Regions from separate parts of the Homo sapiens genome. Here all the other regions are linked to region 3. Evidence: read pairs that join two places in POLR2A ChIA-PET (ENCODE). Cell type or tissue: MCF 10A. All regions are shown on one strand. Each heading gives the region's core, and the rest is flanking DNA. Links, peaks and the distances in the headings are about the cores only. Region 1 overlaps ERC1 (ELKS/RAB6-interacting/CAST family member 1). Region 2 overlaps WNK1 (WNK lysine deficient protein kinase 1). Region 3 has its middle 11 kb from the start of FBXL14.

Region 1 (10,280 bases), core at 1,697-6,696, 130 kb before region 3:
CCCACGGGACCCTAGAGCTCTGGCAGTCGTGGAACCCCTTCCATGGCCCTTGTGAGTTACGGGGCCAGGAGTTTGTATCACATCAAAGGGTCATTTCGTCATCTCACAAGGGAGTCAGGAGATACCACCCAGAGAATGTATCAGATTTATACTAAAAAAAAAAAAAATCCAGCAAGATCCATAGCTCTCTGTGGGAGCCATTCCAGTTTCTCCCTGTCACAGTGGCCCTAGAATCAGATACCACGCACTGGAAATAGCAGAGTGCAACCCTGGACGTAGAGGGTGCATTGAGCACGTGCCACTGTGGCTGGGGGGAAACTTCCTTCTCTCTTCCTGCCTGGCCTGAGAGATTGCCTGGACGTGGATCAGGCTTTGTGCTGGTTTAGCACTTAAATCTTAACTGCAACAAAGCCTTGTTCTTACCACCCTGACAGTTTCAGCATTAGGTTTCTTATTAGTTGTTTGGGTTTGGGGTTTTTTTTGTTTTTTTTTTTTCTTCATCTTCTCCCTTTTGACACTTTTCATTTCTGAGAGCCAAACCAAATACGCTAGGCGGACTAGCTAACCTGGCTGTGTCTGCGATTCCCAGAGCCCTGCTGCTGCTCTGATGGGTCCCTTTGGTAAGGAGGGAAATTTTTCTCCATTTTTATAACGACGAGCCCTTAATTTGAACGTCTCTGTTCACTTCAGTTAATAGATTTGTAAGAAATAATGTGAGATATTACCAAATCAGCTTAGACAACCAGATTAAAAATCTGCCTCACTGGGAAATCTGCTTCTTTGTTTAGAATACTCCACACTTTCTCAAGCCTGCATCTGCAAATCTTTGGCCTGATAAAGACTTCCAGAGTCCATCCGTCCATCTCTTGCTTCAGGACTGTACTTCGTCCAAGCATTCCACACAGAAGGGTAACTGGCTTGTTCTTTGAGTGGGATACCACGTCACAGTTCCTTTGGTGTTCCAGGGACATTTCTATACAAGAGATGGTCCCCTGTTTTCTTAGTGTATAGAGGCTCATCAGACCAATGTAAATCTCCTGTTGAGTTTTATTTTTTTAATTCCCATTTTTGTCTTTTATAGTCATGTTTTCTGTTCTCTTGCCAAACTCCCGTGCTATTCAGCTCCCTTCCCAGCTTGTTCAGAAAAGGTATAACACCCACATCAAGATAAAACCTGCTGAGCATGGTGGCACACACCCGTAGTCCCAGCTGCTCAGGAGGCTGAGGCAGGAGGATCGTTTAAGGCCAAGAGTTCAAGACCCACCTGAGCAACACAGCGAGACCCTTTCTCTAAAAAATTAGAGAGGTATAACTTTTCAGGAAAGAGGATAATCTGGAAAGTTGCTGTAGGCACAGACTATCACGTAGAAAAAACTGAAATTATCTCAGCTAGGGAAGAATGCTTTAGGCAGGAAGACAGCCAGAATTTTAGAAGTGTCTAGACATAAGTAAGTTAGAAATTAAGATATGAGTATGTTGGTGACATCTGCGAATACAAAATATAATCATCAGAAAGCAAACATTTGTTCTGGATTTTGTCCAGATAACGGTTTAAAACTGAAGTGTTGTATCTATTGTAGTGCGTGGTTCCAGCTCCTGCTGTACATGAGGAGGTTAATTTGGAGTGACAGGTGTTAGCAACACGTGTTTCTTGGTCCTGTAGATTGCCACTGACCCAATTCATTTGTCCACCTTTGCTGGGGTTACTTGGTCTCTCAGTTGTTGACTTTCACAAAATAATGGTTGACTCTAACCTTGCAAAGAATAATAAACAACTGTGAGTGGTGACAGCTGGAAGAGGTCTGACAGCTAGCAAGACCAGATTCCTTGTAAAGCTTTCCTCTCAGGTAGGGGAGACTTCCTCTTTTTCTCCATGGAGAGCTTGTGCACCTGGATGCAGTAGAGCCTGATCCACTAACCACTGGCCAGGCGTGATAGATACATATTAAGTTTTCCTACAACAGATAGATCTATCAGTCTAACCTGTGTACCTGGCCCTGTACCTCTTGAGACCTCAGCTGTCTTACTTGTAAGGTTAGAGAATGGGACTAGTAGTTCCTGTAGCTCCCTTCCGGGCTGATGAGTCTAAATTTCAGAATTGGCCTGTTTTGGGTGTAGCATTTGTAGGTCTCGTTGTTCCATTGTTGGGTATTTGCCTGAGCTGCAGGTCGGGGATAGGGGACAGGGTAGAAAACTAAATGATAATTTATGTTTTTATATAGATTCACTAGAAATCTTAACTGTTTTATTTCTTTTAGGGCTGGGGGCTGCCAGTGCAGTTGCAGAGTTTTCAGTGCCATAGCTGGGAAGCAGAGAAGCTCTTGATTTGTTTTTGTTTTGTTTTTAACCTTTGAAAATGAATGGCAGAAATATGTGATGACCTAACATTAAAAAATCTAGGCCAAGCACAGTGGCTCCCCACTATAATCCCAGCACTTTGGGAAGCCAAGGTGGGAGGATTGCTTGAGGCCAGGAGTTCAAGACCAGTCTGGGCAACATAGTGAGACCTCCTCTCTACAAAAAAAATTTAAAATTAGTGGGGTGTGCTGGCATTTCGCTGTAGTCCCAGCCACTCGGGAAGCTGAGGTGAGAGAATCACTTCAGCCCAAGAGGTAGAGATTGCAGTGAGCCGTGATCACACCACTGCACTCCAGCCTGGGCAACAGAGTGTAACCCTGTCTCAAAAGAAAAAAAAAAAGAGAAGAGAAAAGGAAGGAAGGGAGAAAGAAAAGGAAAAAAGGAAGGAAGGGAAGGAGGGAGGAAGGAAGATAAATCTAGCTACCCTAAGGCATATGGCTAGCATTCACTCAGTAAATACTTAATGAACACTTATTACATGCCAGGCATAAAGTGTTGTTGATAATACAAGAAAGTAATTACATACTTGAGTTTCCCTCCCATCCAGGGAATCTCATCTTCTATCATGAGGGAAAGAAAGGAGGAAGTCCCTTTATATCACCACTTGAATCTGGAGGAGATGACTGTGAACTATCAAATTGTTAAGCAGTGGAATTTTGACTTTGGATAGACAGACCCGAATGGAGCCAAACTCTTGTTGTTTTTTGTTTGTTTTTCTGAGAAGGAGTCTCACTCTGTTGCCCAGGCTGGAGTGCAGTGGTGCGATCTCAGCTCACTGCAACCTCCGCCTCCTGGGTTCAAGCAGTTCTCCTGCCTCAGCTTCCTGAGTAGCTAGGATTACAGGCACGCACCACCATGCCCAGCTAATTTTTGTATTTTTTTAAGTAGAGACAGGGTTTCACCATGTTGATCAGGCTGGTCTTGAACTCCTGACCTCGTGATCCACCCACCTTGGCCTCCCAAAGTGCTGGGATTACAGGTGTGAGCCACTGCGCCCGGCCCAAACTCTCGTTTTTATTATGCCATTTTGTTCAAAGTTAGTTATGGGAGAGCAGTAACATCTTATTTACTTTTGGTCTAAGCAACAGCCTTTCCTTCCTGTAAAAACAAATTCATACATTGCCTGGCAAGGGAGTTCATCACAAAGTAGGAAGGGGAGCTGGGTGTGATGGTGCGCACCCGTAGTCCCGGCTACTCAGCGGTCTAAGGCAGGAAGATCACTTGAGCCCAGGAGTTCCAGGCTGCAGTGAGCTGTGATCTCGCCACCGCACTCCAGCCTGGGGGACAGAGTGAGACTCTATCTCAAAAAAAAAAAAAAAAAAAAGGACAGGGAGGGAGAAGGAGAAGTCCCCACAGCAGCCTCACAGCCATTACCACTTCCGGCCCACTTGCACAGTCTCTGCAAGTGCAGACTTGAAAGGAAAGAGGACTTTGGAGTTAACTTTAATGAGTGGGAAATAAACATAGGATAAATTCTTCAAGAGCAATTTTAGTTTTCCCTGGTACTAAGTGCTAAAGGGATTCTGTAGAGTCAAGAAGTGACCAGATGCCTGTAGAAAAATAGATCCCTGGGCAAAAAAGATTGAGGTTTAGAGGGATTGTAGAGGGTTAGAGGGATTCCAGATCCCTCTGACTGTGTAAGTTTTATGTCTTATTCAATAGATGCTCTTACGGCAAAATACATTTCCATTTATTCCAGTTGTGTGAAATTCCAAACTAGGAAGTTATTTTATGTCTTCGTATCTCCTAAGAAGCCTGCAGATTCAAGTTAGGGGCTTGTGGGCCAGACCTGGCCAGGACGAGCACCATTTCCACTTGATCTGTCAGCTCCAAAAGGCTCCGAACATCATGCCAGATTACAGCTCAGACCTCATGGCCTGTGACACATCCTGGGACTTAGCTGTTAGAACCTCAAGTTTAGATTCTTGTCTGCTTAAACCAAACTAGGCATTTCTGAATAATTTCCTGCCCTCCACCAAACCATCTGCAGAAAGGAATTAATCTGAGTCACTGCCAACCACAGAGGAATTCATTCACTGACCCCTCTTGTAACCGTCCCTTCTTTATACCCATCAATACATCCTCCCTTTCACCTCATGCTTTGTGACTATGAATAGAGTTGTTTACCTTGAAATCAGGCCAAGTCCACAGAACTTTTAACTGTATTTTCTCTTTTACAAATTTATTTCACGGAGTTCTGGTAGCTCTCTCTAACATCTTTACTAGAGAGAAAATGTTGTTTCTGTTCTAAAATCATGACTTGTGCTGAGCGGTAAATGTTTGGGGCAGTCTCCCTGAATCAAGCAGCCCGCCCCTCAGCTCTGCTTCTCTTTCTCCATTCAGCCCCCTCGCATTCCTTATTCTTTAGACTGTCAGCTTGTTCTCTGGCAGTTATCCTAACACTCAAAGAGGGAAGGGGGCCTGAGTGGTTTTCCCTGTAGCCAGTCGTAACCATGCTTTTGTCTGCCATATGCTTGGAGAGCCTCATCTCTGAAATGTTCCCGCTCTGCTGAGCTTCCTCCGTTCGTTTCTTCCCTGCACAGTGGTAGGGTGAGGCATTCTCCCCTTCCCTCTGCTGCATACGCTTCCAGCCTGTGTTGCTTTGAGCATTCAGATTGAGTTGCTCTTGCATTTGTGATTCTTGGCTCAAGTCCCTCTAGAAATCATATTACTACTCTGAGTTCAGGGAGGGCTGGAACAGCTACTAAGAACAGAATGCATTTTAATAACATTCAACACACAAAAAAGCCAGAGAATTTCTGCCAGAGGCCACCTTCGTATCCTATACTTGTCCCGTATTCCATCCCTTAAGAACTTTAAACACAGTGGAGTGCTACACTGTATGGTTTATGTGCCCTGCTGTCTACCAAAGGGCCTGTATCATCAGATTGTTTTGGTTTGGACATGCTTCAAATTTGAACTTAAATAGCTCTTTAGAACATTATCGAGGCCTTTCCCCAGAATTAATATCTATTCCTTTATTTCATTCACCATTTTCAGATTGTCTGCTACGTGCAGGCCTTTTGTTACGAGGCAATATTGGTATACAAAAAAGAATTCACCAAGGAGCTTGAAGAACAGTTGGGGAATTAAACATAAAACCAACTATTGAAAGGGGACAAAATGAATACTGTAGCAGTTTACACTTCTAACCAGGGATGGCATTACAGAGAAAAGGGGCTCAACCGTGAAGGATAAGAAAGATAGAGAAGAAAGATGTGTAGGAAGTAAGATTGTCCACATTCTAGAATGAGAGGAAAGGAAAAGCAAAGACAGGGAATGGCAGGTATGTACCAGGAGATGAAATTGAAGCAGTAGCTCCCATGCCAAAAAGCTTAGTCTTTTATTTTGTAGGAAGGAAATCATTTAAGATGTTGGAAGAGGAGGAGGGAACTGTTCCAGCCTATTTTAGAAAGATTACTCTTACACCAGGGTTGAAGTAGTTATGAAGCTATTGCAAGATGGTAGAACATGAGAGCTTGAATTAGGATTGTTAACAAGGATATCGGAAATGAAAAAACTAGGCTAGATGTGGTGGCTCACACCTGTAATTTCAACATTATGGGAGGCTGAAGTGGGAGGATTGCTTAAGGCCAGGAGTTGAAGAGCAGCCTGGGCAACATAGTGAGATGTCATCTCTTTAAAAAAAAAAAAAAGGCTGGGCAAGGTGACTCATGCCTGTAATCCCAGCACTTTGGGAGGCCGAGGTGGGTGGATCACACGGTCAGGAGATCGAGACCATCCTGGCTAACACAGTGAAACCCCGTCTCTACTAAAAATATTTTAAAAATTAGCCTGGGGCCACCTGTGGTCCCAGCTACTCAGGAGGCTGAGGCAGGAGAATGGCATGAACCCGGGAGGCAGAGATTGCAATGAGCTGAGATCACGCCACTACACTCCAGCCAGGGCGACGGAGCAAGACTCCATCTCAAAAAAAAAAAAAAACTTAGCCAGGCGTGGTGGCACTCTCCTGTAGCCCTAGCTACTCGGGAAGCTGATGCAGGAGGATCACTTGAGGCCAGGAGTTAGAGGTTACAGTGAGCTATGATCACTCCACTGAACTCCAGCCTGGGCAACAGAGCAAGACTCTTTCTCTTCAAAAGAAAAAAAAGAAAGAAAAAACTAAATTAGAAGAAACATGATCTGGAAAGAGCATTAATAGGAAACTCACAGAAGAAGTGGCCAATAAATATATATTTTTTAATGTTTTACCCCAGTTTTTGGCTTCACTACAGATGGGAAGAACTACGAATGAAAACAGTGCTGTCATACTGGGAAGGTTGGGATTGGTTGGTTTGTTGGAGTCCCCAGTATGTTCAGAGAGTGGGAAAATGGCACCCTTATTTCTTGCTTATGGGCTGAATATCAGTACAGCTATTCTAGAATGGTCTGGTTACTTGTCAAAAGCTTTACACAGGTCTATACCCTTTGACTCGGGAATTTTAAGTAGAAAATCATAGACATGCAAAGATTTATGTATGGGAAAATGTAATACATTAATATTTATAGTAATGAAAACGAGAACAAACTAAATGTCTATTGGAGTTAAATAAATTACAATATATTAATAAAATGGATTACAATGCAGCCCATTATAAATTATTTTAGAAGAATATTTTATCACATGAAAAGCTGTTTAATTATTGGGTGAAAAGAACAATTCAGTAAATAGTATGAACAGTATGATTTGATGTGTAAAGGGAACATTCACCAAGAGATGTTTATCAGGCACTGGAAAGATGTGAGTCTGAAACTCAGTAGAAAAAGAAGCTAGAGTTATAATTGTGTAGATCCACCTTCATAATGGTTATGTTTAGATGAGGGACATAGAAGAGTTATTATGCTAGTTATTATACATGTGATATTTTCTGTGATTAAAAAAAAATTTAAAGAACACCTACCTCAAAAGAAATAAATTTGAAAGAAAGTGGATTAAATGTGTTAATCACTAAAGCACTTAGAATAATACTTGGCCCATAATAAATGCCCAGTAAGTTAGTTGCTGTTATTATCACCCTCCCCCCTTTTAAAGCTAAAGGTAAACACATTTCGCTAAGCAGAGGATCTAAGAGAGAACAGTGGACAGTCTCCTTAGACCTCAGGAAACCCCTGCACGTGTGAGACTGAGCAGAAAGAAGAACAACACCAGGACAGGGAAGAAATGTTGGGGCAGGCAGAGGAGAGCCAGAAACATGTGGGTGTTGGGGGCCTCTAGGGCAGACAGCCTAGCAGGTGTTTTCAGGGTCAGATTGGATCGTACAGTTAGATAATCCTTGGGGGTCCTTGATGGGTTTTTTTCTGAAGTTTTGAAATTATAACTTGCATACAGAAAAGTAAACAAATCCTATGTATATAGCTGAATTACACACTCATATAGCAAATTCTTGGAACAAGCAGCAGAATGTTACCAGTGCCGAAGCCCCTTGTCATCCTCCTTCCAGTCACTCCTCATCCTCCAAGGATAACCTGACCTCAAACACCACAGATTAGTTCTGCCTGTTTTTAAACTTTCTATGCCTGGAATCATACCATACTCTATTGTGTCTGGATTCTGTCATTCAACATCATGTTTACGAATTGTATCTGTTTTGTTATACATATAGTTCATTCATTCTCATTGCTCTATGATATTCCATTGTATGAATGTGCCACAAATTGTTTATCGTCTGTTTATCATTCAGTATGGACATTTGGGTTGTTCCCAGGTTTTAATACTCTTATCAGTGTCTTCAGGTGAATTTACATGTACCTACAAGTCCACTTGTTCAGCTTGGCATTCAACTTTAGTAGATACTGCCAGATGTTTTTCTAAAGTGGTTATGGCCATTTACACTCCCACCGGGAGTGTAGGAGAGGCCAAGTGGTTCCACGTCCTTGTCAGCACTTGATACTGTCTGTCTTTTTAAATTTTAGCCATTCTGGTGGTCATTTAGTGGTATCTCCTTGTGATTTTAACTTGTATTTTCCTGATGACTAATGAGTTATCCACCTTTTTATATGTCTGTTAACCATTTCAGTATACTCTTGTGGTCATTCAAGTGTCTTGCCTATTTTTCATTATTAACTGTTGTTACTGCTTTATAGGAGTTCTTTATATATTATGGATATGCATACATCAGATATGTATCTTCTCCTGTGGACTGCCCTTTCACTCTCTTAATGGTGTCTTTTAAGAGACAGAAATCCGGCCGGGCGCGGTGGCTCACGCCTGTAATCCCAGCACTTTGGGAGGCCGAGGCGGGTGGATCACGAGGTCAGGAGATCGAGACCATCCTGGCTAACACGGTGAAACCCCGTCTCTACTAAAAATACAAAAAACTAGCCGGGCGTGGTGGCGAGCGCCTGTAGTCCCAGCTACTTGGCTGAGGCAGGAGGATGGTGTGAACCCGGGATGTGGAGCTTGCAGTGAGCCAAGATCGCACCACTGCACTCCAGCCTGAGCGACAGAGTGAGACTCTGTCTCAATAAAAAAAAGAGAGAGAGAGAGAGAGACAGAAATCCTTAATTTTAATGTAGATCCAGTTTATCAATTTTTTCTCTTTGTGATTATTGCTTTTTGTGTTCTGTTTAAGAAATCTTTACATTCCCTAAAGATGGTCTCTTACATTTTCTTGTAAATGCTTTATTGTTTTACCCTTCACATTTATATATGTATTCATCATGAATTGATTTTTGTTAATGGCATGAGGTAGAAATCCAAATGTGTTTTGCATATAGCCCCACCATTTATCAGAAAGACCATCTTTTCCCAGTGCACAGTCAAGTGGCCATATACGTGTAGGGTTTTTCCGTGTTCTCTTTTCGTCCCATTGGTCTGTGTGTCTGCTCTCGTGCCAGTGCTATGTGTGTGCATTGCTGCCGCCTTGCAGTGACAGCCTTCTTCCAGAGAGGAGCATTTGTATAGCTTTGTTCTTGGTGGCCGTCTTGGCTGTTCTGGGCTCTCTGCATTTCCACTTACTCTTTGGAATCAGCTCGTCTATTCACATACACACCTGCCAGTTTTGATATGGCTTGCATCGACTGTATAGATTAGTTGAGGCAGAATTCACACCTTTACAGAAATGAGGCTTCCAATCCTTAATCATGTTTATTCCTCCATTTAAGACATTTTAACTTCTCCAAATATTTTATGGTTTCAATATAGAGGCTTCTGTAATCTTTCGAGAGGGCAATTTCAGTGAAATAGCAGAAACTAAATTCTCAGTTATTAAGGAGAGAACTCAGAAATGCAGGTAACACATGTAGACTATTCTTTTGAGAAATTTGGTTACAGGAAGAGAAAAGTTGCTACTAGCTTGTGAGATGCAGATTCCAAAAGTCTTTTCAGGACGGGCAGGATTCAGTGCCCTCAGAAGCCATAGTGAAAAACCAAGGGAGGGGTTGGAAACAGAGTTCACTGAAGGGACAGAGACATGGAGAGTTAGCTCAGGAGTGTGGGTGCTCCTGAGGCGTGTGGAACCCTGCTCGCCTGGAGAAGCCAGGTGGGGTCACTCTGAGGCAGGACGGATCCAGACTCCCCGGGTGCCCACGTAGTCAACAGCACGGAGCTGTCGTGAGCCGTGCCCTTTGCACTGAGAGCAGCAGCAAGCCCTGCTGCCCTCACGCCTGTCCTCATCCACACCTCTAAGCCCCTGGAATACAGCACATGTTATTTTAACAAAGCATGTTCCATTTTCTCTACCGAAGGTGTATACTTGTACATGTGTCATTCCAACAGTCCTTTCCTCCAGAGTATCTTGGTTAAAGTAAGGTTTGGTGGAAAGGGGCTTTTTTTTTTTTTTTAAATAAAATCTTGCAGTGCCCAGGAGGCTTGAGGAATATTTTGTAGTAGAAATACTATATATGGAGGAAACTAAGGTGCTGAGATATGAGACTTCGTGCTTAAGTTATAGAAAGGGCTGGCAGAATTCATGGGAGCAAAC
Region 2 (10,280 bases), core at 1,972-6,971, 750 kb before region 3:
TGTAAAGTCATGAATTCATATATGTTTGCAGGGATAGGATTAACAAGAGGATTATTATTAAGGATAATCAAGGATGAAAGCAGGTTCAAGAAAAGATTTTCCTTCCTTTATTATCTTTGGTGATTGCCTTTATACTCAGAGGTAGCCTTGGGTCAGCAAACTTAATACTTCAAGGAGCTTTGAACCCAGATACGACATTTGAATTCAGTTGGACAGGTGTTATCATTATTGGCTAGACAGGAAACCTGAAGCTCAGAACTACTTCTACTTGTCCAGTTCACACTGAATGTCTTTTATTGTTAAATGTTTTTGTCCTTTCAATGTGCCTATGCTAGATTAAAACAGAAGAATCAGTATACATTTGCTTTGTTAAATTAATACATAGTTTTATTGCCAGTAGGCTACATACATTCCCTTGAAATGTATGTGCTTATGGAAGAAGGAACTTTTTTTTTTGAGACAGGGTCTCACTGTGTCACCCAGGCGAGAGTGCAGTGGCACAATCATGGCTCACTGCAGCCTTTACCTCCCGGGCTGAAATGATCCTCTGGCCCAGCCTCCTGAGTAGGTGGACCTACAGGCGTATGTGCCGCCACACCCCACTAGTTTTTTGTCTCTTTGGAGAGACAGGGTCTTGCTTTGTGCCCATGCTGGTCTCAAACAGCTGGGCTCAAACGATCCTCCTGCCTCAGCCTCCCAAAGTGCTGGGACTACAGCTTTGAGCCACCACACCTGGCCCTAGACTTTTAAAATGCTATCAAAATAATCAGAAGGGCCAATTGTGTTAGCTCATGCCAGTAATCCCAGCACTTTGGGAGGCCAAGGTAGGAGGATCGGTTGAACCCAGCAGTTCAAGATTAGCCTGGGGAACATAGCAAGACTTTGTTTCTCCAAAAAGACAAAAAATTAGCTGGGCATGGTGGCACACACCTGTAGTCCCAGCTACTTGGGAGGCTGAGGCAGGAGGAGTTTGAGGCTGCAGTAAGCCACAATCCCACCACTGCACTCCAGCCTGGGCAACAGAGCAAGAACTTATCATTATCTTTTTTTTTTTGTTTTTTTTGAGACAGAGGTTTGCTCAGTCACCCAGGCTGGAGTGCAGTGGCACTATCTGGGCTCACTGCAACCTCTGCCTCCTGGGTTCAAGCGATTCTCCTGCCTCAGCCTCCCAAGTAGCTGGGATTACAGGCACCCGCCATCATGCCCAGCTAATTTTTGTAGAGACGGGGTTTCACCATGTTGGCCAGGCTGTCTTGCACTCCTGACCTCAGGTGATCCACCTGCCTCGGCCTCCCAAAGTGCTGGGATTATAGGTGTGAGCCACCATGCCTGGCCAAGAACTTATCTTTACAAAAAGAAAGTTTATGCAGTTTTTATATGTTTATTGTAGAAAACTAAAACCAAATGTAAACCAGAATACAGTTGTTCCTCCCTGTCTGGGGAGTTGGTTCCAGGACCCCACACTCCTGTGGATACCAAAATTTGAAGATGCTCAAGTTCCAGAAATATAAAATGACCCATAGTATTTACATGTAAAAATTATTTACAATAGCTAATACACCGTGAGTGCTATGTAAGCAGTTGTTATACTGTATTGTTTAGATAATAATGACAGGGAAAAGCCTGTATGTGTTCAGTACTGTGATACAGTTTTCTCTTTTGAATTTTCAATATACAGTTCGTTGAATCCACAGACGTGGAAACCATGAATAAGGAGGGCCAACTGTGCTCAGTTTTTTACTATCAGAGAATTTTTAGTGTGTGGCATTCATTTTTTTCTTGCATTTCCTATTTTCATAAGTCTTAAGTTTGAAATACCAGCTTGCTCAATTAAAGCAGGCTTTTGCTTCAGCAGCATTATTTTGTCTTCACTAGAATTATATGAAGATAAAAACAAGCTGGGAAAAACTTAGGTGGAGTTGGAAAAATAAGATTGAGGAAAATACAGATAGTGATCTTTGTAGTCATTCTCATAAATGAAGCTTTTAAATACATGAATTTAACTTTAGGGTCAGCCCTGCTACACAGTTCCTTGCTGTGAAAAGTTAGCCCTGCGAGTAGAATTCTCCAAATTGGGTCTTCGGAATAATACAATGAGTAATTGAGCATTATCCAGCTTTGGATATAACTCTTGTACTTAAAAGACTTTAGAGCTTATCATTTTATGTATTTCATTTATTTCATTTAGATCTATGAGAGATTACATGCATTTCTGTGATTTATTAGTCACTAATTTTGTTTTACCATATCTGTCATTGACACTATAGATAATCAGAATTTATGTATATTTAATAACTTAACTTTTCTGACCACCCCACCCCAACTCCATTCCCTTTGTTTTATGTGTCTGTTGACTTACAGTGCCACTTGAACAGCATATCAGTGCTTCAACTCTTGATCCGTGTGGTGACTTAGATGAGGTCAGAATAGATGAGATCTTTTTCTCTTTCACCCCACCTCTTAGACAGTAGCATTTTGTTCTTACATCTTATGTATATTTTCCACACATTGCTGTTTTGTTTTTGTTTTTGTTTTTGTTTTTTTTAAAGATGGAGTCTTGCTCTGTCACCAGGCTGGAGTGCAGTGGCTTGATCTCAGCTCACTGCAACCTCTGCCTCCCGGGTTCAAGAGATTCTCCTGCCTCAGCCTCCCGAGTAGCTGGGACTACAGGCATGCGCCACCACGCCCATCTAATTTTTGTATTTTTAGTAGAGACGGGGTTTCACCATGTTGGCCAGGATGGTCTCGATCTCTTGACCTCGTGATCTGCCCACCTCAGCCTCCCCAAAGTGCTGGGATTACAGGTGTGAGCCACGGCGCCCAACCTGAAAATTTATTTTTAAAGAATTTATTGGCTGGGTATGGTGGCTCACGCCTGTAATCCCGGCACTTTGGGAGGCCGAGGAGGGCGGATCACCTGAGGTCAGGTGTTCGAGACCAGCCTGGCCAACATGGAGAAACCCCCATCCCATCTGTACTAAAAATACAAAAATTAGCTGGGCATGGTGGCGTATACCTGTATTCCCGGCTACTCAGGAGGCTGAGGCAGGAGAATCACGTGAACCCAGGAGGCAGAGGTTGTAGTGAGCCAAGGTCACACCACTGCACTCCATACTGGGCAACAGAGCAAGACTCCATCTCGAGGGAAAAAAAAAAATAAGAAAGAATTTATTTATACTTTATAAAGATTTTAAACTATTACTGTGATGACTACTATGTAGTATCACATGTGATAGTGGTAATGAGTTTTCTTCTGAGATTAATTGCAGAGCTTGTCTTTCGTATGGGTCCAATATATTACTTTTCATTGTGTTTTATTTGTGCAGGACAATTTGCTCTTCAGTTATCATACCAAAACAATATAAATCCTCAACTCCTTTGAGTTTGTTAAAGATTACTATAATAATATAATCCCTGCCAAACTAAGCATGTGAATTCATGCCCACACATGGGTTCAGTGTTCAAAATAGTTAAATGCTGTATTGATTTATGTGTTTAGGGAACAAGGTTGAACAAAAGATCTTCTAACCAATTAGAACATTTAGCTTTCTTTTTTAGGCAATAAATTCCTTTACTTGAAACACAGCAGAAGATATTAACATCTGCCTAAATTTTTTCATTGTCACATATGGAAGTAAGTGACCCTGCTGTCACTGTTCCATGTTTTCTTGTGAAGAGCTAAGTTGTCACTACCCAACTGTGACACTGCATGGACCAACTCCTGCAGGCGAGTCAGAAAAAAAGCCGGGATAGTAAGAAAGGAACCTAAAAGAACCTTAATTGGAAATTTAAAAAACAAAGTTCAAAGGCCCTGCTTTTATTAATGTATTTCTGTTTATGGTTTTCAGGGGGTGAAGCCAGCCAGTTTTGACAAAGTAGCAATTCCTGAAGTGAAGGAAATTATTGAAGGATGCATACGACAAAACAAAGATGAAAGGTAAGTTGCCTCTTTTGATCTGGGTGATACTTGAACAAAACCTAAAAAGTAATGTGCTTTGAGTACAACACACATTCTACGGTGTATTTAATATTTGTGATTGGTTTCTCTATTTGTGCCTGTAACATTTTTAAAGGTAGGGTTTTGTTCATTGTGGTTATTCAGATTTGATATACTGGAACACTGTAAAAATATGGTTTGGTAGAGTTTCAGTAAACCAGAACCACCATAAACATAGCTACATTCCATGAGAACTGCTTACTTAAAACATCAGCATGATTTATAAAACTCAAAAAAGAGTTTAATATCTAACACAGGAAATCTTTTCTTAGTCCTTTACCATTGAATTCTAAGTGGTGAAATAAAACTTTGGCTCTTTAAAGTCAGCTCAGCTATTACAGGTCTGATTTGCCGTCCTTACGCCAGAATTGAAGAAGAGCAAAACATCAAAATTCCTTGAGTAAAAAGAGAAGACTTGGCCCAGGGGTTGGAAGGAGATGTGGCTTAGTCATTTGTACTAACAGAGGGCTTCTCTTAGAGGAGTGGCAAGTATCTGATCTGCCATGTAGCTGATTCATCACCCGTCAGGCATGGCGAAGGTCCAGTGTCTGTTTCTGAAAAACAGTCTATCTTTGCCACCCCCTTCCATCCTCCAAAAAAGAAAAAGGAGACCAGCTAGTACAAATACAAATTGCAAATTGAGCATAATCTACCACTTGAAGAATGAGAGCTATCAGATGTATCAACCGAATTAAAGAATTCCATCTTTTCACCTCTCCAGTCTCGTTCTTTTTATAACATCGTTATTTAGAAGAGCTTAACTTCATGGTTTTTAAGCCTTTATTAAGTAAAAATTTAGTTTGAGTTTTCATTTTTATATATGCTGGGTACTTAAATCTCTTTAAGAACTTTTTACTATAAACAAAGGAATGTTTGTTTCAACTCTTTTTTTTTTTTTTGGACACAGTCTTGTCACGTCGCCTAGGCTGGAGTACAGTGGCATAGTCTCAGCTTACTGCAACCTCTGCCTTCCAGGTTCAAGCAATTCTCCTGTCTCAGCCTCCTGAGTAGCTGGGACTACAGACGCACATCACCGCACCTGGCTAATTTTTGTATTTTTAGTAGAGACAGGGTTTCACCATATTGGTCAGGCGGGTTGCAGACTCCTGACCTGAGGTGAACCACCCACCTTGGCCTCCCAAAGTACTGGGATTACAGGTGTGAGCCACTGGGCCCAGCCTGTTTCAACTCTTGTTGGAGCAGTTTATTAGATGATTGGCATATTGAAACCATTTTATCTTAAGATTGTTTCACAATCAGACTTCTGCTTGCCCAGTACACAAATTATTGAACAAGGAATTAAGAGAACTTACTGGTGTAAATAAAGCTTGCTGTGGTAGAAAGTACCAAACTAGAAACAAAAATATTTATTTTCTAGTTTCTATTTCAGCATTTACAGCTTTTATAACTGTGAGCAAGATTCTCAACCTTTCTGGGCCTCCATTTCCTAATAATCAGGAGATGATATCAAATTGGGTGTTGGTCAGACAAGATCATAAATATGAAGATTTGTGTTACTTATAAAATGCTATATAAATGATCATGTGGTATTTTGAAGCTTTAATAGAGCCAATTGTGTTAGCCCACCATTACTAGTATACTATTACTAATAAGATCATTGGATTTAAAAATTATGTTACAATTGTGTTAGCTCGCCATTACTAGTATACTATTACTAATGAGATCATTGGATTTAAAAATTATCACTGTCAGCTCTTATTCATGAATGAGATTGTTATGATGTTTTATAACTTCAGAGTAAACCTCTGTAGGCACCCTTCAAATTCAGCAATGTAAAAATGAGTTATACTTTCCCCTGTATTTTTTCCCATTTTTTTCTTCTGCGAATAACAATAATTGGCCACATTTGAAAATTATTTTTTCAAACTAATGGTGTTTTATTTTTGTTCCTTTTCTTTTCCCTCTGTTTGGAAGATATTCCATCAAAGACCTTTTGAACCATGCCTTCTTCCAAGAGGAAACAGGAGTACGGGTAGAATTAGCAGAAGAAGATGATGGAGAAAAAATAGCCATAAAATTATGGCTACGTATTGAAGATATTAAGAAATTAAAGGGAAAATACAAAGATAATGAAGCTATTGAGTTTTCTTTTGATTTAGAGAGAGATGTCCCAGAAGATGTTGCACAAGAAATGGTAAATTGACATTAGCCATTTTAAAATTGATTTAGACTTATATATATCAATACTATCATTAAGCAAAAAAGCAGTTGATGAAGTGCCGTGTGTGGCATATCCCATTGACATAAAATTGTGATGGCCCTAAAAGTTATCTTTGATTAGTGGGATTTTCGTGTGTGTGTGTTTTTTTTTTTTTTAAACTTCTTTGTATTGCTTTTATAATGGGTGTTAGATTTTATAGTCCTTTTTAAAAGTAAATTTTTTTTTTTTTTGATGGAGAGAGAGACAGGGTCTTGCTCTGTCACCAGGCTGGAGTGCAGTGGCCTGATAATCATAGCTTACTGCAGCCTTAAACTCCTGAACTCAAGCAATCCTTCTGCCTTAGCCTGCCGAGAAGCTGGGACCATAGGGACGTGCCACCACACCTGACTAATTTTTGTATTTTTAGTATAGACAGGGTTTCACCATGTTGGCCAGGCTTGTCTCGAACTCCTTATGTCAAGTGATCATCCCACCTCAGCCTCCCAAAGTGCTGGGAGTACAGGTGTGAGCCACTTCGCCCGGCCAAAAGTTATTTTTGAGAAAATATGTAGATATATATATACATAGGGATAGATAGATGAGATAGATAGGTAGAACTAGTAGAATGCATTCCGAAGTCATTTTGAAAAGTCTGTAAGATTGAGTGACTCCCAGTTTGTATAAGCATCATTCATTAAGAATGACAAGTTATGTTTCTACATATTGGTACATTAGCCTTTGATCAGTTATCTGGATGAACTCTATAAACAGACATAGGACCATGAATTGTTTTTACTTTGAAGAGAGTTTTCCTGATCAAATACTAGTAGGAAGCCTTTGATGTATTATTATTTGAAGTATGTCTAAAAGATCACTCTTCCATAAGGAAACCCTTCCCCAAATTTATGCTTGCCATAGTGCCCAAAATAGCTGATTATTATGGAAAGATAACTCAGAATATCTCTACTCGGATTTATCAGAACCATTCAAAAGTGGTAGTTGCCTCTGAGAGGAGATCAGGTATGAGTTACTTATGTTTAATTGTTAGCTGTTTGTATTGTCTGAGCTTTTTTGCTTTTTTGGAGGGGAGGAGCAGTGTTAAATCTTCATATTCGTACCACAGTTGTTTTAGCAGATTAAGTAGTTGCCTTGTAAAAGAAAGTGAAATCAACACAGGTTAATGTTAGTGGTTACGTGTGAGGGGGAAATACAGTGAATAGAACAGAGTACCTTACTTGGTTTAGGAACTGAGGTTTTAGTTGCCCTATTGTTTCGTTGTTTGTTATAAGGAGTGAAGGTATACCTACCCTTCGAGTTTCTGCAAAAATGGTGGTACCCACCCCTCAAGTATCTACAAAGATGGTAGGGAAATGCATAATGCAGATTTTACAGTTCGGTTAAGGCCAGTCCTGAGAGAATTCTTTCTTCCTCCTCTTCTCTACTTTTTTTACAATGCCTTTTTTTTTTTTGGCGGGGGGTGGTGGTGGGGGGTGTTGTTTTCTTTCAATATACTACTGCTTAATTTACCCTTTTATTCTGTAGGTAGAGTCTGGGTATGTCTGTGAAGGTGATCACAAGACCATGGCTAAAGCTATCAAAGACAGAGTATCATTAATTAAGAGGAAACGAGAGCAGCGGCAGTTGGTACGGGAGGAGCAAGAAAAAAAAAAGCAGGAAGAGAGCAGTCTCAAACAGCAGGTAGAACAATCCAGTGCTTCCCAGACAGGAATCAAGCAGCTCCCTTCTGCTAGCACCGGCATACCTACTGCTTCTACCACTTCAGCTTCAGTTTCTACACAAGTAGAACCTGAAGAACCTGAGGCAGATCAACATCAACAACTACAGTACCAGCAACCCAGTATATCTGTGTTATGTACGTATCTTGGGAAGTGGACAGATAGGCTAATGATTCTCCTAATTGGTTTTTTTAGCTTCTTGTTATTTTGCACTGGCTTTTTGGTTTTGAATTATGAATCCTACTATTATACAAAATTTGAAATGGTTGTCGTCTAGCTTCTCTTTATTCTTATATCTGTGACTAGGAGAATAGAAGGATGGGGTGGTAAGGAAATGTGATTAGGATACAAAATAATTTTATAAGCTTCAACATCTTGGAGGTTTCAATTTGTAGATTTCTACTTTTCACAATTTATTTAAATAAAACAGATTTAATAATGAAGAATGAACAAGCTTGGCTACTAAAATTGAACCCATCAGTCTGGTTGAGCTCTTTTAGCAAAGCTGAATGGTATATAGACTAAAAACTAATGAGAACACTGGTTATTAATTTAATTACTTGTTTAATACTGAGAACCTCCTGGCCTCCATAATTAAGACTTTGAAAGCTGTGTCAAATTTAAGGCTTATAGTGTTTCATGCTGTTTCCCTTACTCCTCAGGTGGTAAGATTCTGTGATAGCCATATGGATTCCTCATTTAAATATAGAAATCTACTGAATATGGCTACAATTCATTTTTTATTTAGTTCAAATCTGTGCAAGGAATAACTAGTTACCCCTAATATAATGGGTCTAAATATGAGAAAATGTGAACCTCCATTTTGTGATTTGTCTTTCTCTCTCTCTTTTTTTTGGCGATTCATTTTTCCTTCAGCTGATGGGACGGTTGACAGTGGTCAGGGATCCTCTGTCTTCACAGAATCTCGAGTGAGCAGCCAACAGACAGTTTCATATGGTTCCCAACATGAACAGGCACATTCTACAGGCACAGTCCCAGGGCATATACCTTCTACTGTCCAAGCACAGTCTCAGCCCCATGGGGTATATCCACCCTCAAGTGTGGTAAGTAAATGCTTAAGAGCATGTAATACTACAATGAGAGCCAATGGATAGTCTGCTAAATTAAAATTCTTTGTACAAACCAAGTAACAGTATGAGTCTGAAGTAGAAAATATAAAATGCTGTGTCTCTAAAGCCTTATTATAGAGTAGGATATAGACATTAATGTGTGGGCATTAGCTGAACTGCCTACATGAAGCAGCTATGTGCAAGATTTAGATTAGTCTGCATTTTTACTAAAGGGAACGCTCTCTTTAGCACTTAAGATGTTGAAACTATTCACAGCAACAAAAGCTGGACATACAAATGTTTTGCGGGTGGGGCGAGAAGAGTTTTTCAAAAGCTTGTTAAAATGATTACTAAGTATTTCCTGTAAGATTCCCTATTGTACAAAACACAGGTAAGACCTTCAAACCATTATAGAATGCTGCATGTGAGTACTCTAGATTGAGGGAATCCTTTATTTGAATGACTGTTTAATTTAGCGCTTGTGTTGAGTTAATCATCAGTTGCTGTGTGTGTTCCTGCCTTTTAAAGTCTGTGTTGGACACAAGTTCCTTCCCCAGTATATGTTCTTTTGCTTTTTCCCTTTAGTTGGTAACTGTTTTATTACTGATTTATTTTCAGAATCAACTTATAGAAATTATTTCCTGAAACATTTTATGCTTGTATACACATACACACACACAATTATCCTGTGTTTTACATTAGACACTCTTGTTTCTCATATAGAGAATGTTAAAGTAGATCATCAGATAATACCCCATTTCTTTTGTTGACCTCAGAGGAAAATAAAATACGTCATCTGCCTCTGAAAGGTATTAGAAAATAAGTAACTTGTCACTGTACAGCACTTGTTTAGTGAGATCTTTAAGCAGACAGATTTTCCCCTTCTCAGAAAGCTTTTAATCTAAACTTTGTGGAATTCTTGCTCTTCTTTAAATGAAAATCTTTCTCTGTTAAGAAAATACTTCTGCTTGTTCGATTTTTTATCCTACAGCTTGGAATAAAAGATGTTCATTTGTTTCAGAGTCCGTTTAATCCTGCTTTGGCTAGGTCTCAAAATGAATGGCCACAGTAACACAAATAAAAAACTAATATACTAACTTTTTAAAACAATCTACTTTCTGTCTTTAAAATAATTGAGGGTAGAATAGAAGAACTTTATAAAGACTGCACAGAAAATATATTTCTGTGTTCTGACAAATATTACTTGTCAGCATTTCTTGTCAGTTTCTACCTTTAATTGTTTTTTTTCTGGATTATTATAACTAGATTTTGCTAAGACTTTTTTTTTAAAATTTTCTCTTGTCTATACTCATCAT
Region 3 (10,280 bases), core at 2,930-7,929:
TGAGTGTTAACTATAATAGGTGTTTTTGTAGTTTCAGGCACCCAACCAAAGAATCAGAAATACGGTAATAGAATAATCTCAGATATCAGGTATTGTTTGTTCAATGTTGACAAACACCTTAGGTACTTGTTACAAAACAGGTAGATAGAACAACTCTAGGAAAATAAAGTGTGTTGTAAATGTAGCCATTTCCAGGTCACCGAACACTTAGAAAGACGGGTTTTCAATTTATTCAATCATTCAGGCTGGGCAGGGTGGCTGTAATCCCAGCACTCTGGGAGGCCAGGGTGGGAGGATTGCTTGATCCCAAGAGTTTGAGACCAGCCTAGGCAACATAGCAAGGTCCCATCTCTACAAGAAATAAAAATAAAAATAATTAGCCAGGCGTGATGGCATGCACCTGTAGTCCCAGCTAGTCAGGAGGCTGAGGCAAGCGGGAAGACCGCTGGGCCAGGAGGTCAAGGCTGCAGTGAACTGTGCTTGCCCCCCTGCACTCCAGCTTGGGTGACAGAGCCAGACCATCTCTCGAGAAAAAAAATTCAGGAAAATATTAATACAAATTATATACATTGCTCTGTGCTATGAAATAAACAAAGATGTAGAAGATTACGTTTTTGCCTTTAAGAACTTGGGATCCAGCAGGTGAGCTAGAAAATACCTGTGACAGTGACAGTATTTGTTAGTGTTATAAGTGCCAGCAGAGTGATAGAAATAAAGTTCTCAGTTTGGAGGATCCATAGTGAAACCTAGAATTTGAATAGGTGTTGATGGGAAGAATGTCATTACATTATAGTGGAAATTTTTTTAGAGAATAGGCTGAAGTTTTATATTGTTTAGAAAAAAATAAGAACATTACAATAGCAACCATGTATTGTCATACATTGTTATGGATCTTCCATATTGAGGCATCAGTTAATCTAAAAAATCTAAAAAATCACTTTCCTAAAGAATTCTTGGCTTTTATTTTTCCCAAGAATAAGAGATCTGGCTGGGCACGGTGGATCATTCCTGTAATCCCAGCATTTGGGGAGGCTGAGGTGGGAGGATCACTTGAGCCCAAGAGTTCGAGATCAGCCTGGGCAACACAGGGAGACCCTATCCCTACAAAATTAAATTTAAAAAATTAGCCAGACACAGTGGTGCGCACCTGTAGTCCCAGCTATTCACGAGGCTGAGGTAGGAGGATAGTTTGAGCCCAGGAGGTCGAGGCTGCAGTGAGCCGTGATCACACCAGTGCACTCCAGCCTGGGTAACAGAGAGAGAGAGGAGAGAGAGAAAAAAGAGAAACCTTTAACTCTTATGTATCTGGAATTGGAAATTCAGTATCTGAAGTCAGAAAATTTTAATTCATGGTCTGGACTTTGCAACTGTTTTTACAACCGAGATTGCCTCAAAAAAAAAATTTGTTTTAGTCAGCTCTCTCCTCATTTGCCCCATTCTTCTCTCTAACAATAGAACCAGACAAGGATGGAAAAAGAGGGAAGTTCAGGGTGTCCTGCCTGTGGCGTCCACGTGTGACTCTCCCCTACGTGCCCGTGCTTTCTGTTCCCATTCCCGTGAGCTGCGTTCACACCATACTTGGAGTCTGAAGCTGTGTGTTTGAATCCTTGCCCTCCCACTGTAGTCTGTTGCCTGACCTATGGCAAAGTCACTCAATTCTTTGAGCTTCAATTTCCTCATCTATAAAACGAAAGTGATTGTCGTTCACGGAGCTGTGGTGAGATGCGTTAAGAAAACATCCACGAGAAAGGAAGGGCCTAGTGCATGCCCGGCACATAGTAGGGACCTAGTAAATGCTGTTTTTGTTTTTTTCTTGTATAAAGATGCACTTTGAAAAAGAAAAAAAAAAACCCTTACAGATGTGCCTCAGAATTATACAGATGTACATTTACTGACAGTGACACTTTTTTAAAACTGTACTTCCTGTTTTAAAGAAATGTGCAGGTTCGAAGCTGGGCGCAGTGGCTCATGCCTGTAATCCCAGCACTTTGGCAGGTCGAGGCAGGCGAATCACAAGGTCAGGAATTCGAGACCAGCCTGGCTAACTTGGTGAAACCCCGTCTCTACTAAAAATACAAAAAATTAGCCAGGCGTAGTGGTGGGTGCCTGTAATCTCAGCTACTCGGGAGGCTGAGGCAGGAGAATAGCTTGAACCTGGGATGTGGAGGTTGCAGTGAGCGAGATCACTCCACTGCACTCCAGCCTGGGTGACAGAGCGAGACTCTGTCTCAAAAAGAAAAAGAAATGTACAGGTTCAAGGACTGGAAACATAACAAAAGCGTAGGCGCATAAGAGAATGATCTTTCAGGTAGAGCCAGCCATGTGTTTGCATCTTATCTTCTCCTCTGTAAGTCAGGAAGGGTAGCATGTTCCATTCATGCGCAAAGAAATAGTCCAGAACTCCTCTTCTGCCAGACATCCATCCGTCCTGTGGCCTTGGACCTATGGTTTCACTACCAACTCTTACTCTTTCTTTTTTCTGAGACAGAGTCTTACCTTGTCGCCCAGGCTGGAGTGCAGTGGCGTGATCTCGGCTCACGGCAACCTCCTCCTCCCGGGTTCAAGCGATTCTCCTGCCTCAGCCTCCCGAGTAGCTGGGATTACAGGCACCTGCCACCACGCCTGGCTGACTTTTGTATTATTAGTAGAGATGGGGTTTCACTATGTTGGCCGGGCTGGTCTTGAACTCCTGACCTCAGGTGACCCACCCGTCTCAGCCTCCCAAAGTGCTGGGATTATAGGCGTGAGTCATTACGCCTGGCCCAACTGTTACTCTTTCTTTTGCTTAGCGTGGTGATTCTGAAGCTTGACTAGGCATCAGAATAAACTTGAGGGCTTCCTGATGCAGGACATCTGGGGAGAGGCCTGAGAATTTGCGTTTCTCACATTGCTGTCAGCATCACCTGGGAACTGGGGATCACAGAACTGAGAATCGCTGGTAGAACCTCCTAGTACCCACCTTTTTTTTCCTTCTTTAAAACTTTTGTTAAATTATACTTCTTAAAAGCTCTCTCTTTTTTGGCAAAATTAAAATCCTGTAGGACAAAACTATAGTCCCCCGCCCCCCTCCATCTTCTGTCGTTTAGATCATGAGCTCCTCTGATACAAAGGTTGAAATTTTCTCCAGTGGTATGGTGGAAAGAACTTAGGTTTTACAGTCAGATGAATTCTAGGATAAAATCTTGACTCTGTCACTTATTAGCTCTATGACTTTGGACAAATTATTTAACCACTAAGAGGCTCCATTATCTCATCTATGAAATGGAACTAGTGATTTCCAAATCTTGGGAGTTTTGTGAGGGTTGACTGGGGTAATGTGTGTAACCTCCTAGTATGGTGACAGACCGTAATGAAAACAGCCTAATGTTTACAGAGCATTGATTGAGCAGTAGGCCTTCTTTTAAGGTCTTTACATTTATGAACTTCCCTAATTGTGACAACAGCTCATTTTACAGCCTATGAAGAGGGTTCATTACTATCTCCATTTTACAGATGAAGAAAGTACAGCCCAGAGAAGGGACTGGCTCAAGACCAAACAGCTGGCCGAACTGGAATTTGAATTCTGTGATCTGGATCTAGAGCCCATATCCCAGCCACCATGCTTTGCTGTGTTAACAGTATAAGTTTAGCAGTCCGCCTTGCTAGGATGCAGTTACTCTATGATGCCACGTAAAGAGAGGTCCATGACACAGACAGATAAATGCCACATGTTCTCACTCATGTGTGGGAGCTAAAAACAACTGAGCTCATAGAAACAGAAGTAGGGGTGAGGCACTGTGGCTCACGTCTGTAATCCCAGCACTTTGGGAAGCCAAGGCGGGTGGATCACTTGAGGTCAGGAGTTCGAGACCAGCCTGGGCAACATGTGGAGACCCCCATCTCTACAAAAATACAAAAATTAGCCTGGCATTGTGGTGCGCACCAGGGATCCCAGCTACTCTGGAGGCTAAGATGGGAGGATTGCTTGAGCCCAGGAGGTCGAGGCTGCAGTGAGGTATGATCACACCACTGCACTCTAGCCTGGGTAACAGAGGGAGACCCTGTCTGAAAGAAGGAGGCTGGGAAGTGCAGCAGGGAGGGGAGGGCAGGAGTAGGTTGGTTAATGGATGTAAAATTACAACTAGACAGGAGGAATAAGTTCTAGTGTTCTAAAGCACCGTAGGGCGAATATAGTTAACAATTTATTTTATTTGTTCAAAAAGCTAGAAGAGAGGATTTTCAGTGTTCCCAACACAAAGAAATGGTTTTCGAGGTGATGGATATGCTGATTACCCTGATTGGATCCATTACACATAGCATACATGGATAGAAATAGCACTCTGTGCTCTATAAATGTGTACAATTTTTACATGTCAACTGAAAATAAAAGGAAAAAAAGATGTGCAAATATGTTTTGAGATCTTTAAAGCGCCATGTAAATGTGTGGTATGTTTTGCTTGTTAGGAGTACTGCTGTCCCATTATGTATTTGAACAACTCCTCATAAAGTACCTTTGGCTTGGGGAAAAAAAAGAGTTAACAGTGAGTGTCATATTGACCATACTGTGAGCAGGATCTGGTCACGGTGAGGCATGGTGATCATGGAAGACACTCGAAGGCTCTGGTTGGTTTGCTAGCCAAAATAGGTCAGAGTGTGTGTGTGGGGGGGGGTGAGAGTGTGTGTGTGTGTGTGTGAGAGTGTGTGGGGTGTGTGTGGGGGGGTGAGTGTGTGTGAGACAGTGTGTGAGGGGTGTGTGAGTGTGTAGGGTGAGTGTGTGAGAGAGTGTGTGAGAGTGTGTGAGAGTGTGTGGGGGTGTGTGAGAGTGTGTGTGGGTGTTTGTGGGGGGTGTGAGAGTGTGTGGGGGGTGAGTGTGTGTGAGTGTGTGAGGGGTGTGTGTAGGGTGAGTGTGTGATAGTGTGAGAGTGTGTGGGGGTGTGTGAGAGTGTGTGGGGTGAGTGTGTGGGAGGTGAGAGTGTGTGAGAGAGTGTAGGGTGAGTGTGTGTGAGAGTGAGTGTGAGAGTGTGTGGGGTGAGTGTGTGTGAGTGTGTGGGGGTGAGAGAGTGTGTGTGAGAGTGTGTGTGTGAGTGTGTGAGAAAGTGTGTGTGTGAGAGTGTGTGGGGGAGGGTGTGTGTGTGTGAGAGTGAGTGTATGTGAGAGACAGAGGGTGGTGTGTGTTTGTGCCTGTGTGAGTGTGTGTACTGCAGGGTAGATATCCTGATACCTGTTTCATGCCTTCAGGCCCACAGCTGGCTGTGGCCTCGCAGGACCAGGAATGCGTTTGTGTGTAATTATGTCACCCTCTAGCGGTGACTTCCCTACTAGCCCTTTATCCTTGAAAAGCCCACTCGGGTGTCGGTGACCTCTCTTCCCAGTGACAGCCCGGGAGCAGAACTTCGGGGAGATTCTGGCATGGAGGGACAGTGCTGGGAAAAGCGGGGTGTGGCCGGGCATGAAGAGAGTGCCAGGGCCCGGGAAGAGTGAAAAGTACAACTAGGACTAATGAGGAGTGCACCCTGCCGAGCAGAAGGGGAAGCAGGAGCGGGCCAGGCACAGCGTCTGGAGAGGAGGGAAGAGAAGGCGCTCTCAAGGGGAGGCTCTTGCGTGTCAATTTCTGCCAAGTGCCATTTTATGTCTGTGGGGTGGGACGGTTATCGCAGCTAGAGCTCTTTCCAGAATGTCAGCACTGAGGGCCGAAGTGGGCGTGGAGAAGCAGTTTCAATTCTGTTTTCCAAGGGAAGTAGGCACAGGTTTAGAGGCTGCCTGGAGCTGCCTAAATTCCAAACGTTCACCACCGTGGAGTGGACTGCTGACTTGGCTGCTTCTGCCTAGCCTGGGGCTCTGTTCCCTCTGCCAGTAAAGGTCATTTTATCAGGATCCTCAGAGGCTTTCGCATGTTGATAAATATTTCAAAAGACAAGGGGGAATCAAGATCAGTCTTACTGAGAGCGGATTTGGAACTCCGCGTTCGGCGGGACGCTGCCGCCCGAGGCCTGACTGAGCCACAGTGCGAAGGGTGCTCCCTTTTTGAAAAGGTGCTGGCGCCAGGCCAGGCTTTGCTGGAAAGTCCTATCTGGATGAGTCAGAGCATTTACATTTCTTACATAATGTCAGACCCAGAGGAGCTTTAGGGATCAGCCCAGCTACAGAGTTCACAGCCAGGTCCCCTTTTCTGCCAAGAGGATAGGGTTAAAGGTTTTAAAAAAAACAAGCAGAGTCTCAAGGGGCAGAAAAGCGAAGGCTCAGAGTTAATGCTGATTAACTCTTCACACCCCAGAAAAGATGGTTCTGAGGTAAAACCACACCTTTATGTCACATGATGCCACTGCCTTCCTGAATCCAGTCATTCCTAAAGAGGTCAGTAACACCAAGCACTGACCTTCCCGCCTTGTGTGCAGGAAATTAAAGAGGCATGAAAACCCTGTCCACATTTTCTCTAAAGTTGGAACAGCTTGCCTGGGGCTTCAGACTGAGCTTCAATCTCAAGCTTCAGTGAGATTCTTTGTTGTTTATTTTTTATTTTTAAACTATTTGGCCAGGCGCGGTGGCTCACGCCTGTAATCCCAGCACTTTGGGAGGCCGAGGTAGGCAGATCACTTGAGGTCAGGAGTTTGAGATCAGCCTGGCCAACATGGTGAAACCTCATCTCTACTAAAAATACAAAAATTAGCCAGTGTGATGGTGTACGCCTGTAATCCCACCTGCTCAGGAGGCTGAAGCAGGAGAATCGCATGAACCTGGGAGACGGAGGTTGCAGTCAGCTGAGATCGAGCAACTGCACTCCAGCCTGGGCGACAGAGCAAGACTCCGTCTCAAAATAAACAAACAAACTAACTAACTAACTAACTAACTTACTATTGAAGGCCAAAGAGTTCAAGTAACTAACATAAGAAATCAGTGGCTACTGTTGTAACCATCAAGAATTCTTTAATGGGCCAGGTGCAGTGGCTCAGGCCTGTAATCCCAACACTTTGGGAGGCCAAGGCAGGTGGATTACGAGGTCAGGAGTTCGGGATCAGCCTGGCCAACATGGTGAAACCCTGTCTCTACTAAAAATACAAAAATTAGCTGGGTCTGGTGGAGCACACCTGTAATCCTAGCTACTCAGGAGGCTGAGGCAGAATTGCTTGAACTGGGGAGGCGGAGGTTGCAGTGAACTGAGATCACGCAACTGCACTCCAGCCTGGGTGACAGAGCAAGACTCTGTCTCAGAAAAAAAAAGAAAGAAAGAAAAAAAAAAGAATTCCTTAATTTCCTTAATTTAACTGGTTCAGGGAACCTAAATGAGAGTTGTCACATAATAGCAAATCTTAGTGACCAGATGACACTCAAAGCAGGTGTAAATATTTAACAAAAGCACTGTGTAGACATTTAATGACAATGGTTGCTTTTTGTTTGCTTGCTTTTTATTTGTTTACAAATGAAAATAAAGCAGAGAATGAGAAGTCACTTTCTCAGGGTCACGGGAACAATTCAGGTTGAACGCATCTCTCCTCCGACATGCCGAGCGTCTTTGAGTCTCCTCACCCAGGCGCACACTCAGGATTGCAGTCATCTGCTATTGTTGCCTTTATTTATTTTGAGACGGAGTCTCGCTCTTGTCACCCAGGCTGGAGTGCAGTGATGCGATCTCGGCTCACTGCAACCTCCGCCTCCCGGGTTCAAGGGATTCTCCTGCCTCAGCCTCCCGAATAGCTGGGACTACAGGCATGTACCACCACGCTCAGCTAATTTTTTTTTTTTTGTATTTTTAGTAGAGACGGGGTTTCACCATGTTGGCCAGGCTGGTCTTGAACTCCTGAGTTCAGGTGATCCACCCGTCTCGGCCTCCCAAAGTGCTGGGATTACAGGTAGGAGCCACTGCACCTGGCCTATTGTTGCCTTTTTACTTGATATTTCAATAAATTTGTGAGCAATTGGAATGGTAAGAAATTCGCTGCAGTACATAAAAGTTTGATCACTTAGACTGCTGTGTGATTAGGGTTGCTCAGTGATCTTCCGGCAATAAAGGGAGGAAAAGGAGAAATTTCAGATGGAGTGATGATGGATGTCCTCAGGCATGTCAATGGCTGCTGAAGTGCTATGGGAAAATGGAAAACACAATCTTTGGGATCCCTCTTTCAGCCATTTTCCTGCTTTTATATCTATAAACTTTAAAAAGTAGGGCATACTTTAAACAATAGTATACTAAGAAATTGTCACCGCTGGCAGAGCCAAAATTGAATCAGCTTGCCTTGTGATTACATCAGAAATGTGTCTTAGTCTGTAAAGCTTCACTACAGGAAATGCCCAGGAGCTGCTAATAAAGTTTAATACACATTTGCTTCCTTAATGCTATATTAACATCCTGACCATCACAACTTTCATTGTAAACCTATTGCTTATTAAAAACACCCTGTAAGATGTCACAAACTGACAGAAAGTTGGGGCTACTACATGAATTAATATGCTAACTAGTATTTTTCAGTGTTATATAGTATAAGATAGTAAGTGCTTGAAATATGAGCATTTTGAAATCCTTGGCCAGCATAATCCCATGGGTAACACTGAATTATCCATGGCTGTGGGAGAGAGCAGGTGGTTCACTTCCAACCATGGGTTGTGTTCCAAACTAAGGGTTTTTGTTTGTTTTGTTTTCTTTCTTTTAAAGAAAATCAAGTTTATTTTTGAAACTGTTCATTTTAATTCTAAGACAAAGCTAGAAAAAGAAGAATGGAAGATCTGGAAAAAAAGCATTGTCAACTGTCACTGTCCTACCATGGGAAAGAAATGTCTTACAAACGGAAAAAAAAGTTGGAGAGAACGAGAAGTTTCTGGTGTTATGTAAGAGGAAGCGCCCAGATTACATATAAAAGTCAACTGCTTCACGCCCTGTTACTAAATATTAGGGATGCAAAATACGTGGTGGCAGTAAGTCAGAGCCTGGTTTCCTAAATATTTCTTACATGTTAGGGATCCTGAGAGATCCCTAAACAAGTAGAAAATTCTTTTTTTTTTCTTTTTGAGACAGGGTCTCACTCTGTTGCCTAGGCTGAAGTGCAATGGCATAATCATGGCTCACTGCAGCCTCAACCTCCTGGGATCCTGGGCTCCTGGGCTCCTGGGGTGATCCTCCCACCTCAGCCTCCCGAGAAGTTCCACTACAGCCAGCCACCACGCCTGGCTAATTTTGCATTTTTAGTAGAGACGGGGTTTCTCCATGTTGGTCAGGCTGGTCTCGAACTCCTGACCTCAAGTGAGCCACCCGCCTCGTCCTCCCAAAGTGCTGGGATTACAGGTGTGAGACACTGCGCCCGGCCAACAAGTGGAAAATACTATCCTGAATGAGTGTGTGTGTGCCTGCTGGGAGAATATTTCCTAGTGTTTCCTAGATCCTTGTTAGTTGACTTCCCACCCACAAAGCCCCAGAAGGAGTAAACTGTCTCTAAATATCAGAATAAACAACAACAATAAAACAACTTTTATATTTTCATTTCTTTTTCTTTTTGTTTTGTTTTGTTTTGTTTTGTTTTGTTTTTTGAGACAGGGTCTCACTCTGTTGCTCAGGCTGGAGTGCAGTGGTGTAATCATGGCTCACTGCAGCCTTGAACTGCTGGTCTCAAGCAATTCTCCTGCCCCAGCCTACCAAGCAGCTGGGACTACAGGCATGCGCCACCACACCCAGCTAATTTTAAAATTTTTTGTAGAGACAGGGTGTCCCTATATTGCCCAGGCTGGTCTCTAACTCCTGGTCTCAAGTGATCCACCTGCCTCAGCCTCCCAAAATGCTGGGATTTCCGGCGTGGACCTCACTGCCCAGCTAAAACAACTTTTAAAAGGTATATTAGAGATCCAACTAGATTCTACTCTTGCATTTATCTGCAGCATATCAGTTTGGTTTGCCCATGGTTAGGTGGTTCTTGGTCTGGGTCTTAGTTTCATGCGTCTATGCATATGTGGAAACTCATCAAGCTGTACATTTAAGACTTGTGCGTTTTAACTCTGTGTGTTTTGTTTCAATTTTAAAAAGTTTTTATTTATTTATTTTTTAAGTCAGAAGGGGTTTAATGGGTCAAGAAAAGTTTACTTCTGTGCACACAAATTATCTCAAGGTCTGTTTGTTCAAACAGGGTAACCAAACAGGGACCGATTCTACAGTGGCTGCTGCCCGGAGTTTTACACAGATGGGAGCATGGCCGTACCCCTGAACCCTCCAACCTTCTCTTGCCTGTGATTACCACTCCTTCCCTGGCCTTTTCTGGCCTGGCTGCTTTCACTGCTGAAGTAGGGCAAGGATTTTGTTTCTCTTCATTACCCTTCACCTT

What was found. Peaks named below come from ENCODE experiments on the same cell type or tissue, not always from the same donor. Only the 100,000 strongest peaks of a DNase experiment are listed, where the experiment ranks them.
Region 1: POLR2A ChIA-PET joins it to region 3 with 6 read pairs; 7 of 35 experiments call an interaction of 5 or more read pairs at or near these places.
Region 2: POLR2A ChIA-PET joins it to region 3 with 5 read pairs; 2 of 35 experiments call an interaction of 5 or more read pairs at or near these places.

The regions. Positions count from the first base shown.
Region 1 is chr12:1,469,968-1,480,247 of GRCh38, forward strand. All of the region lies in intron 18 of ERC1 (ELKS/RAB6-interacting/CAST family member 1), which reads left to right. Among named protein-coding and RNA genes, the nearest start is that of LINC00942, 25 kb to the right of the region's middle. RefSeq lists an enhancer at 3,475-3,544. In MCF 10A, for the core only: no CTCF peak of the experiment used is centred there; DNase peaks (open chromatin) are centred at 4,324 and 4,954.
Region 2 is chr12:853,313-863,592 of GRCh38, forward strand. WNK1 (WNK lysine deficient protein kinase 1) reads left to right here. Exons shown (of 28, transcript NM_018979.4): 5 at 3,849-3,937; 6 at 5,933-6,152; 7 at 7,701-8,031; 8 at 8,771-8,958. Among named protein-coding and RNA genes, the nearest start is that of RAD52, 91 kb to the right of the region's middle. In MCF 10A, for the core only: no CTCF peak of the experiment used is centred there; a DNase peak (open chromatin) is centred at 4,469.
Region 3 is chr12:1,600,128-1,610,407 of GRCh38, forward strand. No RefSeq gene overlaps it. Among named protein-coding and RNA genes, the nearest start is that of FBXL14, 11 kb to the left of the region's middle. RefSeq lists enhancers at 5,204-5,725, 5,316-5,375, 5,496-5,575, 5,726-6,245. In MCF 10A, for the core only: a CTCF peak has its summit at 5,302 (motif pointing left); DNase peaks (open chromatin) are centred at 5,284, 5,544 and 6,024.